Regions from separate parts of the Homo sapiens genome. Here region 2 is linked to region 1. Evidence: chromatin loops called from intact Hi-C (ENCODE). Cell type or tissue: GM12878. All regions are shown on one strand. Region 1 overlaps HIVEP3 (HIVEP zinc finger 3). Region 2 overlaps HIVEP3 (HIVEP zinc finger 3).

Region 1 (5,000 bases):
CAAGAAGGAGGACAAAGTGCAACAGCTTTAACTATGAGCTAATACCAAGGTTAACACTATCTGTCCATTACACGTAGCTTTGGGATTTGGCAAAAAGGAAAAAAAACCACATAACACGGAGCTTTGAGCTCATAAATAGGTCCCAAAGACTTGACAAATAAACTAACAAGGCTTTTATGGTAGAAGGGAGCATCGAAATCTGAGGCCTTCTGTGCCTTCTCTCCCCGCTGCTGTGATGGCAGCTGGCAACTGGGCCCTACTGTCCATTAACAAAACAGAGAGACGGATAACTATCCAGCCGAGGCCAGCTTCCTCACACCAGGCAGATCCACAGTGGACTCTCAGGAATCTTCAGCACCCTTTACACCAGCAGTGGTCAAAGTGGGGGGTGCAGCTGCCTTGGGACTGAGAGATGGGGATGGACACATCTGCAGGGAGGGGTCAGGCTCTAGCCCCTTTCCCCAGGCCACCACTCCTCAGAGGCTGGTCCTCCACCCCAGCTTCAGGGACAGGGGATGCATGGTGGAAACCACTGCAGCTGCTGCATTAGCAACCTTCAAGAGCCAAAGATTCTCTTCTCTCTAGCCAGAGAGGGAAGGCAAACAGGTTAGGGTGACCTGCAGCTCAGGGTCGGCCCCAGGCCAGGCCACTGCCTGTACTGACTCCTGGGCCTCTATGCAGTGCACTCCACTTTCTAGGGCAGGCTGCTTGCCAAGGATTCACAGTGGACCTGGCTGCTCCCTGTGGGACTCACTGGATCTGGACCCAGGACCAAGCCTGCTTGCCAGGAGCAGAAGGTCAGGTTGGTTTAAAAAGGTAACCTCTGTCCTTTCCCAGTTCCGTTCCTTTCTCTTCCCCAGCTACCTCCTCCTCTTCTCCAAATCAGCCTTCTCTTGGCTCAGTTTCTGACCTTGGGTATTTTCCCCAAGGAACACATCCGACCATCAGGCACTCAAAGGAGCATGAGCCTAGTCTTTTCCTCAAGCAAATCACCCCGGTACAGTCAGCAGCTGCAGAGCACAGGGAGCTCCTGGCATGCTAAAGGTCATTTACAGATCACTGAAAAATCTGGACAAGATGCTAATGTCCCAGCTCAATGCCCATGTCCTGACTTAAACCTTGACTGTGTCTTAAGGACACTCAACGTCAGGATACCTATGACAGAAAGAGGGACTTCTGAGTATTTCAGGCATAACAGGCAAAACAGACATCTTTAAAGCTTGCAAAATATATGATTCTGTCATTCCTCTGCATCCTCACCACCACCATGATGGAGAGCCAGGGCCAGTCTTTCCAATCATCACTCAAGCTTCCAGTGGCTATTGGGCACTCTCCCTCTTAGAGAGGGGACACTCCAGCAGGAACTCCAGGTAGAGAGCTGTTCTGCAGTGGGCATTTCTAGCTCAGGGCCAGCCTCCGAGACTCTCCAGGAGTGGCATGAAATGAGGTGGATGGGGCTTCCTTGTCCTGGCCATCATGTGCCTACAGCAGGCATTGGCAAGCTTTTTCTATAAAGGGCCAGAAAGGGTTATGGACCATCTTCTTTGATGTTTTTATTTTACAACTCTTTAGAAATGTAAGAATCATCCTTAGTTTGAGGTGCCATATAAAAACAGGCGGCAGGCAAATTTGGCTCACAAGCAGGCTGCAGTTTGCAGACCCCCTCCTAGAGGAAGATGCTGAGGCCTCACCAAGCAGCCCCTCCCCACCTTCCCTCTCTAGCCTGACTCCTCCAGACTCATTCCAGCTGCACGTGGCACCTGTACTAGGCCGCAGGATGGCCTTCTTGCTGCAGGCATTTCAATGAGAAAATATGCTGCATGGATCATGAGTGATTCTGTCTCCCTCGTGCTTAACCTTGGAAGCACAAGGCCCTGCTGGCCTCACCTCAAGGTCTCACCTGCCCATACTCATGCGACCTTGTCCACCATCTCTCCACTACGAGGTGCCATCTGGTAAATGGCCTAACTTGGGTTCTTCCTCCCACGCCTCCTGTGTAGGTTCAGGGCAGGGAGACCAAGGTAAATCCTGTCAGTTCTATCTGAAGGCAGAGCCTGGATCCAATCACTTCCCACCCCTCCAATGCTATCACCTAGAACACAGCCACAGCCTCCCATCTGGACTCCCTGCTTCGATCTCTGCCCTCCCCCCTCCCCTTCCAAAAGCTCCCAGAGGCTTTCCATCTCACTCAAAATAAAAGCCAATGTCTCTGAGCAGTGAAAGCCACCCACCATGGTCATCCAGGTCCTATCACTGACCTGCTGAGCCCCAACTGGCCCGCATGGCCACCTGGCTGGCCTCAGTGCCTCCTCTTTCCCCTAGCTGATACTAACTCCAGCCACACTGGCCTCCTTCCTACCCTGCTTTTCCTCTTAGCCATGAACACCATCAGTAGTTATATAATAGTTTGTGGGGGTTTTTTTTTTTTTGGTCTTGTTTTTCTCACTCAAATATAAGCTCTGTCAAATAGAGTCTGACTTCAGTGTTACACTCCAGGGCCCAGTGTCAGCCTTGGGTAGGTGCTCTACAAATATACAAATATTTGGAGAATGCATGGGGACAGGATGCCCTGCTGATGGGTGAGAGATGGTGGCACTGTCATGACACTGTGTATCAATTTGCACTTGGATACTTTTATGCAAATAAGTCTCTTGCTCTTAAGTCCCCTCCTCCCCCGCCTTAGTAGCCAGATGAACCGATAAGACACTGAAAACAGATACACCCCTGGAGACACTAGTCTCCAATTTTTTGTTTATATTCAACCCTAAAGCAATAACAACAAACTCATATTCCAACTGAACTAGTCAATTATCTCAGGGGAAAACAACAAACGATTGCTTTATGGTTTAGAGCACACCTGTGCGTGGCTCTCCCGCACTCACCACAACCACCCTCCCATGAGCACAGCAAGGAAAGAGAAAGCATGGGCTTGCTCAGCAGAGGTCTGGGTTTCAAATCCTGACACTGCCATCTATAGGTGGTCTGATTCTGGACATGGTACCAAGTACACTAGGCCTTAGCTTTACCATCTGTTAATTGGGGATACTAACACTTATTTCGTAAGACTGTTGTAAGGCTTAAGTGAACAATTAAAACAAAACAGACACCTAAAGCATAATGACTGTGCACATTAATTGCTCAATAAATAGGAATTTCTCCCCTTTTGTAAGTGAGGAAGCAACAGTTCAGAATGTGAAATGATTTGCCTGAGATCAGAAGGCTTGTTCCCAGCAAAGGTGGGGTTCAAAGCAATGGTTTCTGTGGATGTATTTTTTCCCTAGCATCCAGCCTCCTTCCTGTTCATGTCTACACCCTATAGGCTACTTATGTCAGTAGAATAAAACAGGTGATGGCTCTCCCATCGACCTGCTTGTTGAGGATTTTGGGACAGTTCCATTCTAGGCTAATGCTCATTACTAAAGACAATGCTCATTAATAAAGACAACGCTCTTAAGGAGGTCACCCCCTCACACGGAGAAATCTGTGTGTCACAAGCAAGGGATCAAAAAAGCTAAGAGAATTCACCTGCCCTGGATATCAACTGCCCTTAAGAGATGCAAACTAAAGGTGACTGCCTTCCTTTCCCCAAGAGACAAACGGAAACCCCACTCAGTGTGAGAAGAGCACATGCCATGGAGGCCCCAGACCAGTCAGTGCCCAGTGAGGAGATGACAGAGCCTGACGCAGCTACATCTGAGATCAGATGCCAAGGACACAGCAAAGACTGATGAAGCCATACGTGAGACACCAAAGTACGAAACTCACATTCAACTCAAAGGTTTCCATGTTTGATGACTGTTATCTCCCTGCACAGTGTTTTTCTTTAAGGAGCACATGTGTTCTATAATCCTATAAAGTAAATTTTTGAAAAAAACAAAATGAGAAACAAAGGGACACACAGAAACTCTTGCAGGTGACGGATATGTGTATTACCTTGCCTGTGGTGACAGCATCATGGGTGTAAGCATATGTCCCAACTCATTAGACTGTACACATTAAATCTGTACAGTTTTTTAATATCAATTATAACCTCAATAAAGTTGAAAAAATAAAGAAAATTTTTGTAGAACAAAAGCCTTCTCCCATTAGCTTTCATCATGACATTGAAATGTGTTCCTCTTGAAACATATTGGCCCCTGACATTATAAAAATATAAATTATTAAGGAACAAATCTTACAAGTAACACGTTTGGAGGACAAACAATAAAGAGATGGCCTAAACAATGTCTAAACAGATTTGAAACGGAGCAGAATGTGAGTGCGTCTGACTAAAAGAGGAGGCTTTTCTCAAGTGTCAGTCCTGAGACAAGGACCCTGGGACTGCTGACATCCCAAACATAGTGCCCCTATGACTCCAAGAAGGGAAGGTGCTGCAGGGGTGACGGTCCCTCCCCACCCCACCATCCTCATCTGGCTGATCCCTGCTCATGCCTCAGACCTTAGCTGAAATATCACTTCCCCAAAAAAAGCCCCCCAGCACTAGATTGGGTGACTCATTCACTCATTCACTGAGTCATCCATTCAACAAGTGATTACTGACCCCCTAGTATGAGTCACATTCGACTTATCACTCTCTCTTTTCAACGTTGCAATTAAATAATCACACACACAATACTGATTTACTGTCTGTCACCCTCCCTAAACTGTCAGTTCCAAAAGGACAGAGATTGTATCTGATTTGTCATTTCATTCCCAGCGCCTGACACAGTACGTGCAACATGGTAGGCATCCTGTCCATACTGGCCGGGTGAACGTACAAATGAATGAATTAAAGCATTTGAAAGCTCCATTCATATTCTAAAATTCCAAAATGCACCCTGCTGTCTACTTTACACAGGGATAATTGATGTTACAATCAATATGACTTTTAAATTTAACAAACGAAATTGTTTTATTTATTAATCTACTAGTAAGTGAAAACAATAAGATGTAAGACAACAGGAAGAAAGTTACTCTCCCTGAGAGGACAGAACCTGCAGGTGTTATCCTGGGACTGGCAG
Region 2 (5,000 bases), 110 kb before region 1:
ATCAGAATCCAACGATCAGAGGAAGTGAGAATGAATCCGGATGACTGACTTTCAAAACCACAGGGTGACCTCTGTGCTGCACCTCCCTGGTCAGCACACATGGAGTCTGTGGCAGTCACCCACGGAGGCTCCGCAATAGCTCCTCACCCTTCTGGGGAGCCCTCACTGAATGCCTCTGTGCCAAGCAGCTCAGCAGGCTCTGGGTGGACTGAGATGAACCAGGGGCCTAGACCAGGGTCCACCTCCAAAGAGGGGAAAAAGACCAGGGAAGACTGCGGCTCTGACTGTGATGTGGTCAGCACGGCGATGGAGCTCCCATGGGGCACAGGGGCTGGTGCCTAACCCAGCCTAGGGGGCTGAGGGAAAGACCCAGTGGGAGGCAGACAAAATACATCCAACACTCCAGGCCAGCAGTTCTCAAAGTATGGTTCCTGAACCCGGAGCATCAGCGTCATCTGGGAACTTGTTAAAAATGCAAATCCCTGGGCCTGTCCCAGACCGACAGAACCAGCAGTCTGTGTTTGAACAAGCCCAGGCCCTCCAGGTGATTCTGAGGCACTCTCAGTTTGAGAACCCTTGGCTTAGGGCAGGCCTTAGAAGACAGCAAAACCTTGAACTCTGACCTCTCTGGGTTCTATTCAAAGCTTGGCTAGGAAAAGTAACAATTCAGGAAAGTGTTCTAAATAATCTGGCGTCCCTTCTCTCCGCTGGACAATCTCAGTGCTCACTTTACAAAGTGTTAGGCTCAGGGAAAGATCCACATCTGAGTCTGGCTACTAGCCTGGCTGCTGCTCCACTGGCTACATCGCTGGGCACTGCCTTTGGGTTTTATTGAGCGTGTTTACAACCACAGAAAGACTGTCTCTGAGTTGCTGTAAAGCGGTTGTATTCTATCAAGTTACACAAAACTCCTTCTGTAAAAACTCACGTGAGAACAGTGGCAGGTAACTTGGCAAAGACTTTCTAAAAATGACAAGACCCAGCATTGGTGGGAGTGTAGGGAAAAAGACACAGTCACACATTTCTGGTAAGTATGGAAATTGATACTGCCTTTCTGGAGAAATACCTGTCAAAAGTGTTTTTTTAATGTGCATCCCCTTGACCTAGCAATTCAATCTTAGAAATTAATCCTAAGGAAATAATCATGACTGTGTATGAGTAATTCACTCCAAGGATATTCATGTTAGCATTGTTTGTTTTAAAAATTGGAAGCAATGGGCCGGGCACGGTGGCTCACGCCTGTAATCCCAGCACTTTGGACTTTGGGAGGCCGAGGTAGGAGGATCACTTGAGGTCAGGAGTTCAAGACCAGCCTGGCCAACATGGTGAAATCCCGTCTCTACTAAAAATACAAAAATTATCCGGGTGTGGTGGCATGTGCCTGTAATCCCAACTACTTGGAAGGCTGAGGCAGGAGAATCACTTGAACTCGGGAGGCGGAGGTTGCAGTGAGCCGAGATCACGTCATCGCACTCCAGCCTGGGACACAGGAGAGAAACGCCGTCTCAAAAATAAATAAATAAATAAATAAATAAATAAATAAATAAAAATAGAAAACAATGGAAGCGTTTCTAATGAGGGGCTGTTTACTAGGTGGCCGTTCATTTTCATTCATTCAGGTATTTATTGAGCAGGCATCATGTGCCAGGCAGTGTATTAGACATTAGGCATACAGCAGCCGGTGAATGAATGAACAAAATCTCTGTCCTCTGGGAGGGGAGACAACCAGGGAACCAGTAAGCAAGTGCAATATCCGTTGTGGGTCAGCGGGTGGTGGGGGTAAGAGGAGAAGGCAGCAAAGGCAATGCTGGAGGTGAGTGCCGATGGAGACTAGAGGGAAGGTGAGGAAGTGAGTGAGCTCTGTGGACAGCTGAGGAAGACATTCTGGGCAGAGAGAACTGTCTTCCAGACAGAAGGAAACAGCAAAAGAGCAAGAGCACGCGGCATTCTGGGTGGGTCTGAGGAACAGCAAAGACACCATAGCGGCTGCCGCAGGGTGACCCAGCAAGGAGAGTGGGACCTGGCCATCAGGGTCGTGCAGGACCTTGCAGGCCACCCAGGACCTTTGGCTTTCACTCTGGGTGAGAAGGGAGGATTTTGAGCAGAGGAGGACCCCTGATTTGTGTTTTAGAGGCAACCCTCTGGCTTCTGGGTGGTGAAGAGACTCCACTGCCCTTTGAGACAAGAGCACAGGAGACAAGGATCAGATTGCAATGCTGTTGGGAGGCTATCACAACAATAGTCTTTGCATGCTAGAGATAGCAGCAAGTGAGCCAAGGTAATGGCAATGGAGGTGAGAAGTGGTCAACTTTTGAGTACAATTTGAAAATACGTTTGGGCTTTTCTGCAGAGCGATGCCTGCCTGCCGTACGTGTGGCTGCCTGGACAGACGACTTAGTCTCCAGAAGCTGAGATGAGCGACAATAAGCAAGGAAGAGAGGGTGCAATATACCTTCAGAGGGAAAAAGGAGTCAGCAGGGGTCGCCACACAAACCTGCCTGCTCACTCTGTTGGACATTTCTGAAACCTCAAATGTGAATCTTGATATCACCAAGGTACCAAACTCTTCTACTCAGATCTGGGGGCACTGGCTGCCTGCTTAGGTTCAAAGGCAACCAAAGAAATGCAATTTAAAATAAGGATGTGAATAATTTTTCAGTTATCAGATAGGCAAAGATTTTTTAAAATGATAACAGCCGGGGTTGGTGTGGGTGTATGGAAACAAGCGCCCCTACACTGCAGCGGAAGTTTAAATTAGTACCACCTTTCAGGAGCAGTTTGGTAATACGTTATCACAAGCCTTGAAAAAGTACATGCCAAAGGAACCAGAACACTGAAACAATTTTGAAAAAAGAAAAATAAGGTGAGAAGCATCACTTTACCTGATGTTAAGACATGATATAGCTACAGTAATCAAGAATGTGTGGTATTGGCAGGACAGATACATAGGTCACTGGAAACAAATAGCGAACCCAGAAATAGTTCCACATGGCTACAGCCAACCGAGTTTGGACAAAGGCAAAAAAGCAATTCAATGAAGGAAGCATAGTTTTTTTTTAACAAGCGGTGCTAGAAATATTAGCTATCCATAAGGAAAACATGGACCTCAATGCAAACCTTCCACTTTATACAAAATTTCATCCAAAAGAGGTAATAGATTTAAACATAAAATGCAAAACCATAAAACATTCAGAGATAACACAGGAGAAGATTTTCAGGACCTAGAGCCCAGTGAAGAGTCTTTAGGTGTGATATCAAAAGCACAATCCATAAAAGAAAAAAAATCCACAAAATTGAATTTCATCAAAATTAAAAACTGCTTCGCATAAGACCCTGTTAAGAGAATGAAAAGGCAAGCTATGGACTAGGAGAAGATATCTGCAAACAACAAATCTGACAAAGGACTCATATCTAGAACATACAAAGAACTCTCAAAACACAGCAGTCAAAAAAAAAAAAACACCCAAAACAATAAACAATCTAATTAGAAAATGGGCTAAAGACATGAATGAACACTTCACCGAAGAGGATATACAGATGGCAAATAAGCACGTAAAAAGATGTTCAATGTCATTAGCCATTAGGGAAATACAAATTAAAACTACAATAAAATACCCCTACATGGCTATTAAAACAGCTAAAATTAAAAATACTGACAATACCAAATGCTGGAAAGAATGCGGAGAAATTGCATCCCTTGTCCATTGCCGGTGGGAATATAAAATGATATAGCTACACTGAAAAATATTAATAGTTTCTCAGTTTCTTTAAAAAAACTAAACATACAGTTAGCATAAGACCTGACAGTAATACTCCTGGGCATTTATCTCAAACAAATACAAATTGTGTGCACGTAATCTGTACTTGAATGCTCACAGCAGCCTTGTTTGTAAAAGCCAACAACTGGCCTACAATAGGTGATTAGTTAAACAAATTGTACACCCATACCAGGGAATACTACTCAGTGATTAAAAGGAACAGACTGTTGTTATACAGATCTCGGATAAATATTAAGGGCAATATGCTGAGTTTTAAAAGCCGATCTCAAAAGGTCATCTAATGTATGATTATAGAGATAGAGGACAAACCAGTGGTTGCCAACAGTCAGGGATGACTGGGGGATGGGAAAAGTATGACTATAAAGAGGAGCAGTAAGAAGATCTTTCAGGTGATGGAATAGTTCTGTATCTTGATTTTGGTGAATCTACACATGTGATGAAGTAACGTGATAAAATGACATAGACCTGTATGCCTACTACAATACAGTATCAAAACCACGGATTGATTCCTGGTTCTTTTTCCAAATTCCACTTTTACAAACTTATCCTAAGGTAATATTAAAAAGGCACCAAAGAGCCCTAGATCCCTGGATAAACAGGATCATTTCAAAGTTGTTTATAACAGTGGGAACTTAGAACAAACCTCTTCATGCCAATAATTGGTTAAATAGACTAGGATAAATATATCCAATGGAATATTATACAATCATTGAAATGATGATGTAGTTCTACATTCGTTGATATGGAAAGACTTTCTCAATATACTCTTAAAGGGAAAAGATTACTTAAAAGCACCATATGGTTCTTTAAAAAATAAAAAGTTATATGAATATATAGACTGCAAGCTCCCTGAGGGCAAGGATTTTTGTCCGTATCATTTACTCCAGAATCCCTGGATCTCAGTATAGTGCCTGACAGAAAGTAGGCACTCAATAAATATTTGTTGAATAAACAAATAATATACACACACATTTGCAAAGTCTAGAAAGTTATTCTGCAATAAAATATTAGCAATGGTTGGCTGGGGTCAGTGGCTCATGCCTGTAATCCCAGCACTATAGAGGGCAGGATCTCAAAGAGGAGGGCGGATCACTTGAGGCCAGGAGTATGAGGCCAGCCTGGGCAACATAGCAAGACCTTGTCTCTAAAAAATTATTATTATTATTATTATTATTATTATTATTATTATTTTGGAGATGGAATCTCGCTCTGTGGCCCAGG

What was found. A loop is a pair of places that touch in the nucleus more often than their neighbours do. Peaks named below come from ENCODE experiments on the same cell type or tissue, not always from the same donor. Only the 100,000 strongest peaks of a DNase experiment are listed, where the experiment ranks them.
Region 2: a loop joins it to region 1, with 2.8 times the contacts of the local background. A loop is called at or near these places in 5 of 110 quality-filtered maps.

The regions. Positions count from the first base shown.
Region 1 is chr1:41,865,782-41,870,781 of GRCh38, forward strand. The region is part of intron 1 of HIVEP3 (HIVEP zinc finger 3); the gene reads right to left. Among named protein-coding and RNA genes, the nearest start is that of HIVEP3, 51 kb to the right of the region's middle. RefSeq lists a silencer at 4,539-4,618. In GM12878, a CTCF peak has its summit at 2,961 (motif pointing left); a DNase peak (open chromatin) is centred at 2,867; H3K27ac peaks cover 918 bases.
Region 2 is chr1:41,752,162-41,757,161 of GRCh38, forward strand. The region is part of intron 1 of HIVEP3 (HIVEP zinc finger 3); the gene reads right to left. Among named protein-coding and RNA genes, the nearest start is that of HIVEP3, 160 kb to the right of the region's middle. RefSeq lists an enhancer at 210-399. In GM12878, a CTCF peak has its summit at 2,484 (motif pointing right); DNase peaks (open chromatin) are centred at 20 and 516; H3K4me3 peaks cover 1 bases; H3K27ac peaks cover 1,084 bases.